Regions from separate parts of the Homo sapiens genome. Here all the other regions are linked to region 1. Evidence: chromatin loops called from intact Hi-C (ENCODE). Cell type or tissue: MCF 10A. All regions are shown on one strand. Links, peaks and the distances in the headings refer to the core of each region. The heading gives the core; the rest is flanking DNA.

Region 1 (4,981 bases), core at 1,655-4,154:
TTCTGTTTGGAATCCTCTTCCCCAGGGGTCCACACGGCCCCCTCCACACTGCCCTCAGGTCCTGCTCACATCAGGGCATCCTTAGACTTCTTTCCTGACACCTCCTTCAGAGACCCTGGGTCTTCCCTTTCTGACCTTTCCCTGCTCTGCTCCCTCCAGGGTTCTTGTCAACACCTGATCTCACATTCTACATCTCTTCGCATGTCTGTCTTCCTCCCCATGACAGCGTGAGCTCCGTGAGGACAGGGACTTTTGTGATCCTGGTTGCACCCCAGTGCCTGGGACAGGCTGCAGACTCCTGTAGATGTGAGAGTTCTCAGGGCCCTCCATGCCCTGGGTGTTTTTTTTTCCCCCAATTGTTGAGGTTTTTTGCTGAGGATAGTGTTTCATGTCCTGCTTATATTTTTATTTGAAGTGTCATCTGATATAGTTATTATTATCATTTTTCAAAATGTGGTGGCCCCGGATGATTAATCAGGAAAACAGAACACTTAAGATTTTCCTACCTCTTACCAATTCCGGTTCAATGTGACTTTCCTCTTTTGACCCCTGTCCCTCTCTGGTGTATTTTCCCCTATCCAGGCTGCAACAGAGCCTTCTTTCCTTTTTTTCTTTTTTTTTTGAGACGGAGTCTCGTACTGTCGCCCAGGCTGGCGTGCAGTGGCGGTATCTCGGCTAGCTGCAACTTCTGCCTCCCGGGTTCACATGATTCTCCCACCTCAGCCTCCCGAGTAGCTAGGATTACAGGAGTACACCACCATACCTGGTTAATTTTTTATATTTTTAGGAGAGACTGGGCTTCACTGCATTGGCCGGACTGATCTTGAACTCCTGATCTCGTGATCCACCCACCTCAGCCTCCCTAAGAGCTGGCTTCTTTTATTTTACAACCCCATCCTCTCCAGGAGACCCCATCCAGTCACTCCGCTTCCTCCCCCTGTCCTCTCCCAGGAAGTTCTCTCCTCACCTGTGAGCAGGAGCCCCTTCCAGGTGATGCGCTGTGTGCAGGAAGGGGCTGGGAGGGGCCCCATGGTCTCTGCTGCCTGTGTGTTCTCCTCTGTGGAGATGAGCCTGGGATCCAGAAGCTGTCTGAGCACGGCTGTCAGCTGTGCTGTCCTTCCTCCTTCTGTGCTGAGCCTCTTCCCGGGGCAGGAGCACTTCTCAAGCTCATGGGCGGGGTCAGTCCCAGGACACCTCTCTGTCCCCTTCTCTCTCAGTCCTGCCTCCTTGTCCCTCCTTCTGTTTTTCCTTTTGTCTGTGTTTCAGGTCCCTGGGAGTTGTGGAGGCCTCTGCCTTTTTCAGCAGTGATTCTTTCACCAAACCTCAACACACACTTTGTGCAGACACACACACACACACACACACACACACACACACACAGAAGAGACACACACAGACCCACACAGTCAGGCACATACCCTGCAGGTTGGGCAAGCACAGTCCTGGGCCTCAGCCTCCTGCTGTCCCCATGGCTCTGGGTTGGGGTGCACATTCATGCCTTTTACCCTCTTTCATCCCCATCTGGCTCTCCCCTTCAGTGCAGGAGGCTGGAGATGCACCAGGTCCCTGTCACAGTGACACCCCATTGTGCTGTGGGTGAGCTGTGTGTTGCCTGGTGAGAGGGACCCTTCCTTTCTCTAATCGTGTCAAGCTTGACTGCAGCTTCCAAGGATGGACTTTCAGGACCTGGGTGTCCCAGAGGAAACTGTCCTTCCTGGAGGTGTGCAGGGTGAATCTCTCATGCCTCTTAGGAGGAGAGGCCTGTGCTGGTTGCTCAGTGGGGGCTGTGAGTCCCATAGTCAAAGGGACAGTTCTCTGTCAGTCTATGGCTCCCTGGGGTCTGGCGGCTGAGCTGGAGCTCAGGGTTTCTCATGTTCTCCCTGACCATCTTTGATGTCCTCTCTTCTCTGCCCAGCTGATTGTCCTGTGGTCACCACACCTTCCCCGTGGTGGTGCAGGAGGAAGTGGGGAGTTACCCAGGAACCCCGCGGGACATGGCTCATTGAGACGCAGGAGGGGGAGCCTGGGACAGAGCAGGGGTTCAGAGCTGGAGAGATTCATCCCGACTTACTCCGTGGCCATGATGGGCTCAGCCCTCCATGTGCTGACACACCCAGGGGTCTGTCCTGAGGGTTTTGACCTGGCCAAGCTGCTGTCTGTAGAGGAGGAACAGGCAGTGACCAGAGAGGCTCTCTGGAGGGACGTTGCTCACACCTGAGAGGGCGGGTGGGGGTGAGTTGTGTTCTGGGAGCAAAGAGCAATAACACCGCCCTTCTCCACGCAAGTACACAGGAGAGGTCTGTCTTCCCAAGGGACAGCTGGGGGTAGGTGGCCACATCCCGGATGGTACCTGTGAATGACCATCACACGCTCTCTGAGCCCCCTGGGGTGCAGGGGGCAGGCAGGTGACAGGGTGCCTGGCTGATTCCCGGGGAGGCTGTGGGCCCTCAGGCAGCCGCTGTTCTGTGTCGGCGCTAGGCTTGGCCTGGGAAGCCCCAGAGAACAGGACAGATGGAGCAGGGGCAGGCATTTAGGGAGCAGTGACAGAAAGAGTTGATGAGGATGGAGAGAGTTCACGAGGGGAAAGCGCCCAGTGTGGCGTCGCGTGCACCAGCGCTGCCCTGGGAGATGCCTTTAGCTGGGCCCAGGGAAGGAGCAGGTGTGTGGGGCAGGAGCTCCCTGCAGAGGGAGTGGTGTTAGGTTGGCGGCCGCCAGGTCAGGGAGGAACTGACAGAGTCCGTGTGGGGAGCATGGAGGGTGCTGAGGACTTGGGCCGAAGTGACCCTGGTGAGGGTGGACCCTGCTGGGCTGTGGGTTCCGCTGAGGGAGGTTGGCATCCCCTGGGAAGGCTCCAGGCTGGGAGGGACTCTGTCGCCCTCTGGTGGACAGGGAGGGAAGTGTGAACGGCAGCAATCCCAGGCCAGGCTGCATGTTTTATTCCACTTCACACGAGGTCACACATATGTTATGTTACAGCTCCTTCACCTTCCAGCCCCGTGAGTCCCAGTCTCTGTGGCTCTACGTTCACTGTTATCCCTCTTTCACAATCAGATGTCCCAAACGCAGATTTTTGTCACCTTCTGTGAGTTTGTGTTTGTGTGCAGTAGGCAACACTGTGAATACCCTGGGGGCAGTGATGCCTGGGGCTGAGCACTGCACATGGGTTTGAGAGCAGAAGAGGGAGCAGCAGGGTGGGAAGATCAACGTCAGGGGGGCAAGGACAAGTCATTTTCATTTTCTCACTCCCAGGGACCAGAACCCAGGATTCTGACTCCAGGGCACAGTACCACACCCTGCTGGTGTCCCTGGATGTCATGATGCTCATAGTGTCATGTTGCCTTGGCATTCATTTTTTAAGGTGTAAGTTTATTTGCCTCAAATCAGAGGCAGGGCTTGGTCACCATGGTAGTTTTCAATACTGTGTCTGGTTCAAGTGGCTCCAGTTGGTGTCCAGAGATAAAATCTTAGAGGCATCTCTCCTGCTTGGTGTGCTGGGCTCCCCTCTCTCAAGCTGCTTTCTTTAAACTGATAATTCTGACATTCGCCCTCACATTTAAAGTGACTACCTCTCAGTCACAGCGTGAGCTCCTGGTCCCAGTGTTTGCTGCTTGCTTTGAACACATCCATTAAAGCTCCCTGCTGGAAACCTGTCAGATAACACCCTGGACTTAATAAAGCCATTCGCTTACAGGTCTCTTCTCTCCTCCCTGCATGGGGTCACTGACCACTGTGTCTGTGGTCTCCAGGTGTGCCGAGTGCTCCCTAGTGTCTGGAAGTAGTAAAAATACTTACATTTTCACGTTGTGGTTGTATTGCTGTTGCCTCACATGCCATCCAGGGCCTGACATTGAGGCTGCCCTATGGGACCTGTGCTGGTTGAGCCCTTGCTGGAGCTCTTGTTTTGGGGCCTTTGATTCTCCTGGGGACAGGAGCTTCCAGCTAATTTGATTGAAATACTGATGTGTTTCATTGACACACTGGGTCAGATGATGTATTCATGGGCTTCAGCTGCCATAACAAACACCTTAGCTTGGGTGAACGATATAATAGAAATCTATTTTTCACAGTTCTGTGAATAATGTGCTATTTCAACCACTTTAAAATGCACAATCAAGTGAAATTAACCACATACACAGTGTTAAATTACCATCACCACTATTTTCCCTAGAAAATTTTTATCATTTTAAACTGAAACTTTGTATCTTTTAAACAATACCTCCTTGTATGTTCCACCCTAGACTTTGATCATCTCTACTCTGTCTCTATGAATTTGCCTATTCTTGATGTCTAATATAAATGGAATTATACACTTACGTTAATTTGTTTCTGACATATTTCACTTAGCATAATATTTCCAAAGTCCATGCATGTTCCAGTGGGTATCAGAGCTTCATTCCTCTTTATGGCAGATTAACATTCTGTTGTATGTGTCACCATATTTATTTATTGATGTGTTGAGGAGCACTTGGATTGTTTTCATATTTTATATTTTGTGAATAATGCTGCAATCAACATTCCCATGCAAGTACCTGTTTGAGTCCCTGGATTTAATTCTTTGGGTATATACCTAGGAATGGAAGTTGTTTCAAATGAGAATTCTATGATTAGCTTTTTGAGGAAAAGCAAAACTGTTTCTCCTTTTTATATTCTCACCAGCAATGTATGAAGATTCCAAATTCTACATAATACTGGTACTTGTTATTTAACATTTTAAAAGAATGGTAGCCAGTTTTGTAGGTGAGTTGTCGTGTCTCATTGATGCTTTGACTTTGTATTTTCCTAACGACTAATGATGTTGCGTATCTTCTCATGTCCTTCTTGACTATTTGTATATCTTCCTTGAAGAAATGTCTATTTGAGTCTTTTGCCCATTTATAAATTGGATGGTTTGTCCTTTTGTTATTGAGTTGTAGCTAGTTCTTTATATTATCTGGACATGAAAACTGCCTATATGTGGTTTGCAAATATTTTCTCTCATTCT
Region 2 (4,981 bases), core at 1,459-3,958, 60 kb before region 1:
TTTCACAGTTCTGTGAATAATGTGCTATTTTAACCACTTTAAAATCCACGATCAAGTGAAATTAACCACATACACCATGTTAAATTACCATCACCACTATTTTCCCTAGAAAATTTTTATCATTTTAAACTGAAACTTTGTATCTTTTAAACAATAACTCTTTGTATGTTCTACTCTAGACCTTGATCATCTCTACTCTGTCTCTATGAATTTGCCTATTCTTGATGTTTCATATAAATGGAATTATACAATGATGTTATTTTGTTTCTGACATATTTCACTTAGCATAATGTTTCCAAAGTCCATGCATGTTCCAGCGGGTGTCAGAGCTTCATTCCTCTTTATGGCAGATTAACATTCTGTTGTATGTGTCACCATATTTATTTATTCATGTGTTGATGAACACTTGGATTGTTTTCATATTTTATCTTTTGTGAATAATGCTGCAATCAACATTCCCATGCAAGTACCTGTTTGAGTCCCTGGATTTAATTTTTTGGGTATATACCTAGGAATGGGTGTTGTTTCAAATGAGAATTCTGTGATTAGCTTTTTGAGAAACAGCAAAACTGTTTCTCCTAGTGGCTGTACCTTTTATATTCTCACCAGCAATGTATGAAGATTTCAAATTCTACATAATACTGCTACTTGTTATTTAACATTTTAAAAGAATGTTAGCCAGTTTTGTAGGTGTGATGTGGTGTCTCCTTGCAGCTTTGACTTTGTATTTTCCTAATGACTATTGATGTTGAGTATCTTTTCATGTCCTTCTTGACTATTTGTATATCTTCTTTGAAGAAATGTCTATTTGAGTCTTTTGCCCATTTATAAATTGGATGATTTGTCCTTTCTTTATTGAGTTGTAGCTAGTTCTTGATATTATCTGGACATGAAAACTGCCTATATGTGGTTTGCAAGTATTTTCTCTCATTCGGTGTCTATTAAATATTTTCTTGATAATTTCCTTTGATGCACAAAAGGCTCACATCTTGATAAAGCCCAATTTATCTTTTTTTCTTGTTACTCATGCTTTTGTATCATATCTAAGAATCCATGGCACATTTGAGGTCATCAGTATGTACCTCTGTGTCTATTTTAAGATGTTTTTATGGTTATAGGTCTTATATTTAACTCACTGATCAATTTTTTAGAGAATTGTTTCATATGGTGGGAGGTAGAGTTATTTAAATTAACTGTTTTGCATGTGGTTATCTAGTTTCTGCACTATCATTTGAAAGAAGAATTGTTAATCCATTAAATTGTCTTGACACCCTCTTCAAAGAGTAATTGATCATAAGTGTGAGGGTTTATTTCTAGACTCTCAATTCTATCCCATTTGTCTTTATGTCCATTCTTTTGCCAGCAGCTTCTGTTTTAATAATTGTACTCCTTTGCGAGGTTTCAAGTAAAGTTCAAGCCTACAATTTATTTTGGCAAGATTATTGTGGCTATTCAGTGTTCCTTTTCTGAAAGGTGGGGAGGCCAATGTTTCACCATTGGGAAAGCCTTTTCTGTCTTCTTCAGGGGGAAATTTGGGAGAACCTTTTAAGAAACTTTATCTAAGTAGGTAAACTCTCACCACTTTATTTGCTGAAGTGCTATGTTAAAGTGTGCATTGCCTCTTGTGGAAGAATTGTGAGACCCTGGAAGCACCTGCCCACGTGGTGAGAGACAGTGAATTCCATGATGAGGGGCAGAGAGGATGTTGTTTTGTGATACAATGTTGTTGGGGAGTTGTATACATCTCTATTTCTTTGTCTCTGTACAGTGGGTGTAGGGACCAGCCCCACAGGGTCGGCGGGTTTTTCTCCCCATGTGTGGAGACAAGAGATTGTAGAAATAAAGACACAAGACAAAGAGATAAAAGACAGCTGGGCCTGGGGAACCACTACCACCAAGATGCGGAGATCGTTAGTGGCCTCGAATGCCAAGCTGTGCTGATATTTATTGGATACAAGACAAAGGGGCAGGATAAGGAATGTGAGCCATCTCCAATGATAGGTAAGGTCACATGGGTCATATGTCCACTGGACAGGGGGCCCTTCCCTGCCTGGCAGCCAAGGCAGAGAGAGAGAGGAGAAAGAGAGAGAGCTTACAGCATTATTTCTGCTTATTAGAGACTTTTAGTACTTTCACTAATTTGCTACTGCTAACTAAACAGCAGAGCCAGTTGTACAGGATGGAACATGAAGGTGGACTAGGAGTGTGACCACTGAAGCACAGCATCACAGGGAGACAGGCCTCTGAATAACTGCGGGTTGACCTGACTAATGTCAAGCCCTCCACAAGAGGTGGAGGAGCAGAGTCTTCTCTAAACTCCCCCGGGGAAAGGGAGACTCCCTTTCCCGGTCTGCTAAGTAGTGGGTGTTTTTCCTCGACACTGAGGCTACCACGACATCATGGTTCGCCTGGAAACCGGCATCTTCCCAGACGCTGGCGTTACCACTAGACCAAGGAGCCCTCTAGTGGCCCTGTCTGGGCGTAACAGAAGGCTCGCACTATTGTCTTCTGGTCACTTCTCACTATGTCTCCCCAGCTCCTATCGCTGTATGGCCTGGCTTTTCCTAGGTTATGATTATAGACCAAAGATTATTATAATATTGGAATAAAGAGCAATGCTACCAACTAATGATTAATAATATTCATATATAATCATATCTAAGATCTATATCTGGTATAACTATTCTTCTTTTATATTTTATTATACTGGAACAGCTGGTGTCCTCGGTCTCTTGCCTCGGCACCTGGGTGGCTTGCCGCCCACAAGTGGGCATCTCCATTGGACACAGTAGGTTTTGAAATCCTTGTTTATCCTCTGGGGTCTGGGTCTTGGCTTACCTGTTAGCTGCAGCTGAAAGAGGTGTCTGCTAAGTCAATGACACCTGTGGGGAGAAGAAGGATTCAGCAGAGTGAAAGTAGCTGGGGCTCAGAGAAGCCAGGAAAGTCTGACTCTTAGAAACTGTGGGTCAGCAGATGGGTGTCCTCAGGGATAAATGGGCCATGCCAGTAGCCACTGCAGTGAACTGGAAGAAGGTAAGGGATGCTGGGTATCCCATGTTCTGTCTCAGCTCTGCAGCTGAAGATTTGGGCCCTGGGCTGGTACGGCCCTGCAGCAGGGGAAGGGTATACAGGAATGGCTGCATATCGGGACAAAGTCCATGTCATCTTCTTAGGCATTGTTACTGCAGATGGAGGATTGTGTTCAGAGACCTGGCCTAAACACATGGGAGGGCCCACCCCATTCTTTTAAAATTATTTTAAGAGAACAGTATTAGCAAATGTGGTACATGTTTTATTCTGCTAGAATCAGTCTTACTGTCACGTTTTACAATGTATCTCTTAGGAAATGGCAAGAGTCATCCACACAATGTGCATTTAAAGGGGACTCTACTATAATTTCAGCTTTCCTACTCTTTATAGAAACCATCTTCTCTGCAAACACACAGGCAATATCTCTGTATTCATTTCTATTGGGAGCCCTGTATGCAAGGTGGAGAGAGCCACATTTCCCCTGAGATTTTACGTAAAAGTTTGAGGTTGAGACGACATATCTGACACTCTGTTGTTATCCTCAGAAGCTACTACATGTGAAATTCTAATGACTGCATTATCCTGCCAAGTGAAAGAGGCAGGCATGAGCAAGGACAGTTAAGAGGGGTGAGAGCCTCATCATGATGGGGAGTCTTGTTCTGACATCTTGGGAAAAACTGTCCACAGTGTGAAGTCATCCACTTGTTGTCCTGGTTTACAGTTTGAGCAGCTGTTGTTATGGTGTCGAACATTTTGGTGAGTTCTGAGTGGCTCACGCTTCAGGTACAAGGGTTTTCCCATGAAATTTACATTGAGTTGTCCACCTCCCGCTTATAGGACTTCTGGAACAGAGTGGGTCTTGCTCTTCGTGATTCCATGGGAGAAAATGGAATTGGAGGAACTAGTAGAATTCAGGGTAATATCCAGTCTACAGGTAGATAATAAAAACACAGAAACAATGAACAAAGTTGCAATCTCATAACCGGTGTACTACGGTTTTTATTTTCCACATTATTTTTCTCTCTATGGGCATCTCTAGTTTTACCAATGATAATTTCAGTAGAATAAATTTGTTTGCAAAATAGGTTGAGTTTCTTCAAACGTGGTCTGATTCTTTACATAAGTGCAGCAAGAGTAGCAATGGACCATGTAGGATCTCTTTTAAAATTTTTCTTTGCTCTAAGTTTTTATAAGGAATCTCAGATTAAACTTTTACAAACCTCTTGAGAATAGGAAGCCAAACCAAGGCTGAGTTTAGACTTTGCCTGCAGTTCATACTGGTTCATTCTGTCTATATTCTTAAATATAACATCCCAGTCAAAGCCTTGGTAATATAACCAATGATTTGAAATGTGTCCTGTTACAAAGAGAGCAGATTGTTGCTGTACTTGTGCAAATATCTGTATTACCATAAACATATCAATACTCATGAATAGTTGCCCAATTCTGGGGCAGTCAGGTAGAGAGCAAAAGTAAATGTTTCAATTACAGTTCCCAGAAGTATAGTTTATTGAACTGCTATAAGCTATAGATAGATTAAAAGAAAAAAATTCCATAAATCTAGAAAACAAACCATTTAAAGAATCAGCAAATTTTCAAACAAAAATCATAAAAACATTATCCTCATTATTATCAATTGTTTCAATGAAATCAGTGTTTTTCCTGCTTGGTATAGGCTGGGAATTTTAAGAAGATATCAGCCTGTTTCTTAAAGTTTTGGAAGTTCTTAGACAGTCCAGTGGTATAATCTGAAAGTTATCAGAAACTTGTATTAAAGAGTTCTTGTCAGCATCTTTTCCATAAATCTCCTTGAAAAGGAAGCAGTTTTGGACTGTAGCTGATTGGAAATGCTTTGAGGAAGAATAAAAACAACATCTGTGAATGACAAAGATTTTAAATGACTATGGTTTAAACTCTGATGATAATTCATTATGATAACACAGCTCACAAA
Region 3 (4,981 bases), core at 1,221-3,720, 150 kb after region 1:
GGCCTCCCAAAGTGCTGGGATTATAGGCATGAGCCACCGCACCCAGCAGAGCATGGGTTTTTAATTTAATGAAGTCCAATTTATCAACTTTATGAAATATGCTTTTAGTATTATATATTATACATTAGCCAAGTTTGTTATTGCTTGTTTGTTTGTTGTTGTTGTTGTCACTGCTATTCTAAGTCGTTTGCATTTCCAAATGAATTTTAGAATCATCTTGTCAATTACTACAAAAATCCTGCAAGGATTTTGATTGGGATTGTTTGAGGAGAATTGACATCTTAACGTTAAGGAAACAGGAGCATAGGAGAGCCAGGGTGACACCATTTTAAAATCAACCCTGTCGTAAAACTAGCAAGGTACGCTCTTTGCCAATCACAACCCACGGTCATAAGATGTTTACAGCTAAAGAAGCAGTTTATTAATGCCTGCAAGGACAAACTCCTGTGACAGAAGAATGTCCAGATGTCCCAATATCACATAACAATATATACTTTCAAGACAGAGTCATGCTTTGGTGTACTTATGCACTAAAATGCCAAGAATAACTTTTATTTATTTATTTATTTATTTATTTATTTATTATTTTTGGAGATGGGGTCTCGCTCTGTCACCCAGGCTGGAGCGCAGTGACATGATCTCAGTTCACTGCAACTTCTGCCTCCCCGGCTCAAGCAATCCTCCCACCTCCCACCCCCACCCTCCAGTAGCTGGGACTACAGGCGAGAGCCACCACACCTCACTAATTTTTGTATTTTTTTTGTAGAGACAGGACCGCACCGTGTTGCCCAGGCTGGTCTCAAACTCCTGGGCTCAAGCGATCCTCCCACCTTGGCCTCCCAAAGTGCTGGGATTACAAGCATGGTCCACTGCACCTGGCAGATAACTTTCCTTAAATCAGCAAAATAATAAATTTTGTCATGCTGTCAGCCCACTCACACATAGACATAACTTAGCTTAGCTTTTATATAGATAAGACCCCTGTATAAGAAGAGTTTTTAAAAAAGGACAATGCGGCCGGGTGCGGTGGCTCACGCCTGTAATCCCAGCACTTTAGGAGACTGAGGCGGGCAGACCACGTGAGGTCAGAAGTTCAAGACCAGCCTGACCAACATGGAGAAACCCGGTCTCTACTAAAAATACAAAATCAGCCGGGCGTGGTGGCGCATGCCTATAATCCCAGCTACTCGAGAGGCTGAGGCAGGAGAATCGCTTGAATCTGGGAGGCAGAGTTTGTGGTAAGCCGAGATCGCGCCATTGCACTCCAGCCTGGGCAACAAGAGTGAAACTCTGTCTCAAAAAATAATAATAATAATTTTTAAAAAGACAGCGCATTCTTTCTCTTGCTTTCTGAGGCAACCCTACTGTGTAACTAATGAGCAACTCTGTTGCCACCGCACTCTGTGACTCACCTTGAATTCTTTCTTGCATAAGATCCAAAAATCCTCTCTTGGAGTCTGGATCAAGACCCCTTTTTCCAGCGACATTAATAATACTGTGTCTTCTTCCCCATTCATACCATATATCTTTTCATTTATTTCACAACAGTGCTGAAATAAATGAAAAGATATATGCTATGAATGGGGAAGAAGACACAGTATTATTTCACAGTGTGAAATTTCCTTCAGCATTGTTGTGCTGTTTCCAGTATACAGGTGTTGGCAGGGATATAGAAAAACTGGAATGCATATATTATGGGTGGGCACCTGCATGAGATCCCAAGAAACAGCAACTAGGCCAGGGTGACTGGAGCAGAGGAAATGAGGAAGAGCATCTTAGGAGATGTGGTCAGAGGTAACGGGAATACAGATCTCAGGGAGCTCATAGGCAACTGCACTGACTCTGGCTTTTATGCCAGGTGAATTTGGAAGTTGTTAGAGAGTTTAGATCAGGCTAGGTGTGGTGGCTCATGCCTGTAATCAATCCTAGCACTCTGGGAGGCCAGAGTGGGAGGATAGCTTGTGTCCAGGAGTTTGAGACCAGCCTAGGCAACATAGCAAGATCCTCATTTCTACAAAAAATTTTTAAAAATTAGCTGGGCATGATGGCATGCACCTTTGGTCCCAGCTGCTGAGGAGGCTGAGGCAGGAGGACTGCTTGAGCCTGGGAGGTTGAGGCTGAAGTAAGCTTTGATCCCACCACTGCACTCTGCCTGGGTGACAGAGTGAGACTCTGTTTAAAAAATAAAGAAAGACAGAGAGATTGAGGGAGGGGAGAGAGAGAGAAAGGAAGGGAGGAAGGGAGGAAGGAAGGAAGGAAAGAAGGAAGGGAGAGAGGGAGGGGGCAGTGCAGAGGGAGGGAGGGGAAAAGAAAGAGAAGAGAAGAGAAAAGGAAAAGAAAAGAAAGAAGAAAAAGTTAGTTTATGTCAGGGTGTGATACGATGTTTTGACTTCTCTTGTCTAAGGAGCCCTCTAGCTGCTATGTTGAGAATAGTCTGGAGGAAGACAAAATTGGCAGTGGGAGACCCACTAAATTGCTGTTTGCCACGTTTTTAAAAGCTGAATAGCTTAGATCAGTAGTTTAGGAGATCGACAAGACTTGTTTTCTGGTCACAACGCTGCTGACTAAAACAGGATTTAGTCCAGACAGGATAAAGTGAAGAAACTGGACAAAACCAGCAGATGACAGCAAAAGTGACCCTAGCTGCCCTCATTGCTCATTAGCTCAAGACACTGCCCCCAGCACCATGACAGTTTATAAACGCCATAGCAACGACCCAGAAGTTACCACCCATTTCTATGGCAATGATCTGGAAGTTGCTGCCCTTTTCCTGGAAACTTGTTAAATAACTCACTCCTTAATTTGCATTAATCCACACCTTAATTTGCATGTAATTGAAGTGGCTATAAGAGAATATAAATGTAGTTGCCAAGGGTTCACAGGTTGCCAACTCTGGGCACACTGCCAATGAGTTATCCCTGCTCAGCAAGGAGCAGTACCATTCAATAAAAGATTACTGCCTAATACCCGGGGCTCGCCCTTGAATTCTTTCCCGGTCAAAGCCAAGAACCCTCCCAGCCTAAGCATCATGTTGGGGGCCTGTCCATCCTGCATCAGTTTTTTTGTTTTGTTTTTGTTGCTGTTGTTGTTTGTTTTTGTTTTGTTTTGTTTTGAGACAGGGTCTTGCTCTGTCACCCAGGCTGGAGTGCAGCGGCACAAACGCAGCTCACTGTAGCCTCTACTTTCTGGGCTCAAGTGATCCTCCCATCTCAGGCTCCTGGGTAGCTGGGCCTCCAGGCACGCACCACCAGAGCTGGCTAATTTTTTTTTTAATTTCGTAGAAACAGAGTCTCACCATGTTACTCAGGCTGTGCTCAAACTTCTGGGCTTAAGCGATCCTCCCACCTGGGCCTCCCAAATTTCTGGGATTACAGGTGTGAGCCACTGCACTCAGCGTGCATCAGTTCTAACTACCAAATTGAAAGGAACTTAGAGGAGAAAAGAGCATGTTAAATGCCTGTGGGGATGGAACTAGCAAAATCCAGATTATGGAAGCTGCAAGACAATGACCTAACTTTGTCAAAACATAAATTTGAGAGAAGAAGAAAAAAAAGTAAGGGAAGCTATAGTTTAAGAGGAACTTAAACACACAAAATCAAATGCAATTTGTGGACCTTGCTTGGATCCTGGCTTGAATAATCAGATATAAAATAATACTTTTCTGATACAGCTAAGAAAATGCATTCATTGATTATTTAATGAGGTAGGTATCTTAAATTCTATTAGATATGAGAACTGAGATCATGTATTTCAACATGACTTACCTGTTTGTTTGACTTTCAAAAAAGCCTTGCCTGGAAGGATAAGACTGTAAAACAATAAAGAACTCATTGTTTGCTTCAGGAAAATAAAAAAAAAAAAAAATTTATCTAGGCAAACAATTTGCTCACCTGGGCATATAGCTCTCCTCTCAACACATGGCTCAACTGGGCAAAAAGCTCACTTATCAGACAATAGTTTGCTTCTCAAGACTTCTCTCAAGACCTCCATTCTGTTGTGTTCACCAATTCTAAACTATCGTCTCATACTTTTTATCCAATTTTATTTTATTTTATTTTATTTTACTTTATTTTATTTTATTTTATTTTATTTTATTTTATTTTATTTTATTTTGAGATAGTGTCTCGCTCTGTCGCCCAGGCTGGAGTGCAGTGGCATGATCTCGGCTCACTGCAACCTCCGCCTCCTAGGTTCTTTCCTGACCTCAGGTGACCCGCCTGCCTCAGCCTCCCAAAGTGCTGGGATTACAGGCGTGAGCCACCGCACCCAGCCCTTTGCCCAATTTTAGTCAGTTCCTTGCTTTAAAGAATTACCTCAAATACCCTTACATCATTTTCCCCTTTGTGACACTGTTGAGACACCACCGAACTTTGTTCTCCCTTGCTGCAATTGGCCTTATAAACTCTTACTTTGCGTGATCAATGGGTTTCTCTGGTAGTCTTTGCAAGAAAGTCAACCATTAATAGATACGCTGATTTCATGACATGTTTATTTTAATTTTTTTATTTTCTTGTAACTTTATCGTCACAGAATGTGGCATATTTATTTTTTAAAAGGGAGAGGCTCAGCGGATCCAGTGGCTCATGCCTGTAATCCCAGCACTTTGGGAGGCCGAGGCCGGTGGATCACTTGAGGTCAGGAGTTCAAGACCAGCCTGGCCAACATGGCGAAACCCCATCTCCACTAAAAATACAAAAATTAGCCAGGCGTGGTGACGCATGCCTGAAATCCCAGCTACTCAGGAAGCTGAGGCAGTAGAATTGCTTGAACCCGGGAGGCAGAGGTTATAGTGAGCTGAGATTGCACCATTGCACTCCAGCCTGGGGAACAGAGCAAGACTGCATCTCAAAAAAAAAAAAAAAAGGTTGGGGGAGGCTTATCTTTTTAAAACTATATATACAGAATGGCTGGGCATGGTGGCTCACATCTGTGTTCCCAGCATTTTCGGAGGCCAAGGCAGGCGAATCACTTGAGGTCAGGA

What was found. Hi-C counts contacts between places; a loop is a spot of excess contacts. Peaks named below come from ENCODE experiments on the same cell type or tissue, not always from the same donor. Only the 100,000 strongest peaks of a DNase experiment are listed, where the experiment ranks them.
Region 2: a loop joins it to region 1, with 6 times the contacts of the local background. A loop is called at or near these places in 5 of 110 quality-filtered maps.
Region 3: a loop joins it to region 1, with 9 times the contacts of the local background. A loop is called at or near these places in 5 of 110 quality-filtered maps.

Annotation. Positions count from the first base shown.
Region 1 is chr19:43,268,401-43,273,381 of GRCh38, forward strand. PSG9 (pregnancy specific beta-1-glycoprotein 9) reads right to left here and starts at 1,130. Exons shown (of 6, transcript NM_002784.5): 1 at 968-1,130. The coding sequence starts at 1,031. In MCF 10A, for the core only: a CTCF peak has its summit at 2,894 (motif pointing left); no DNase peak of the experiment used is centred there.
Region 2 is chr19:43,208,518-43,213,498 of GRCh38, forward strand. LOC284344 (a long non-coding RNA gene) reads right to left here. Exons shown (of 9, transcript NR_033888.1): 9 at 3,274-3,958. Among named protein-coding and RNA genes, the nearest start is that of PSG4, 5.4 kb to the left of the region's middle. In MCF 10A, for the core only: a CTCF peak has its summit at 2,472 (motif pointing left); a DNase peak (open chromatin) is centred at 2,474.
Region 3 is chr19:43,423,411-43,428,391 of GRCh38, forward strand. No RefSeq gene overlaps it. Among named protein-coding and RNA genes, the nearest start is that of TEX101, 11 kb to the left of the region's middle. In MCF 10A, for the core only: CTCF peaks have their summits at 2,409 and 2,609 (motif pointing right); DNase peaks (open chromatin) are centred at 2,441 and 2,901.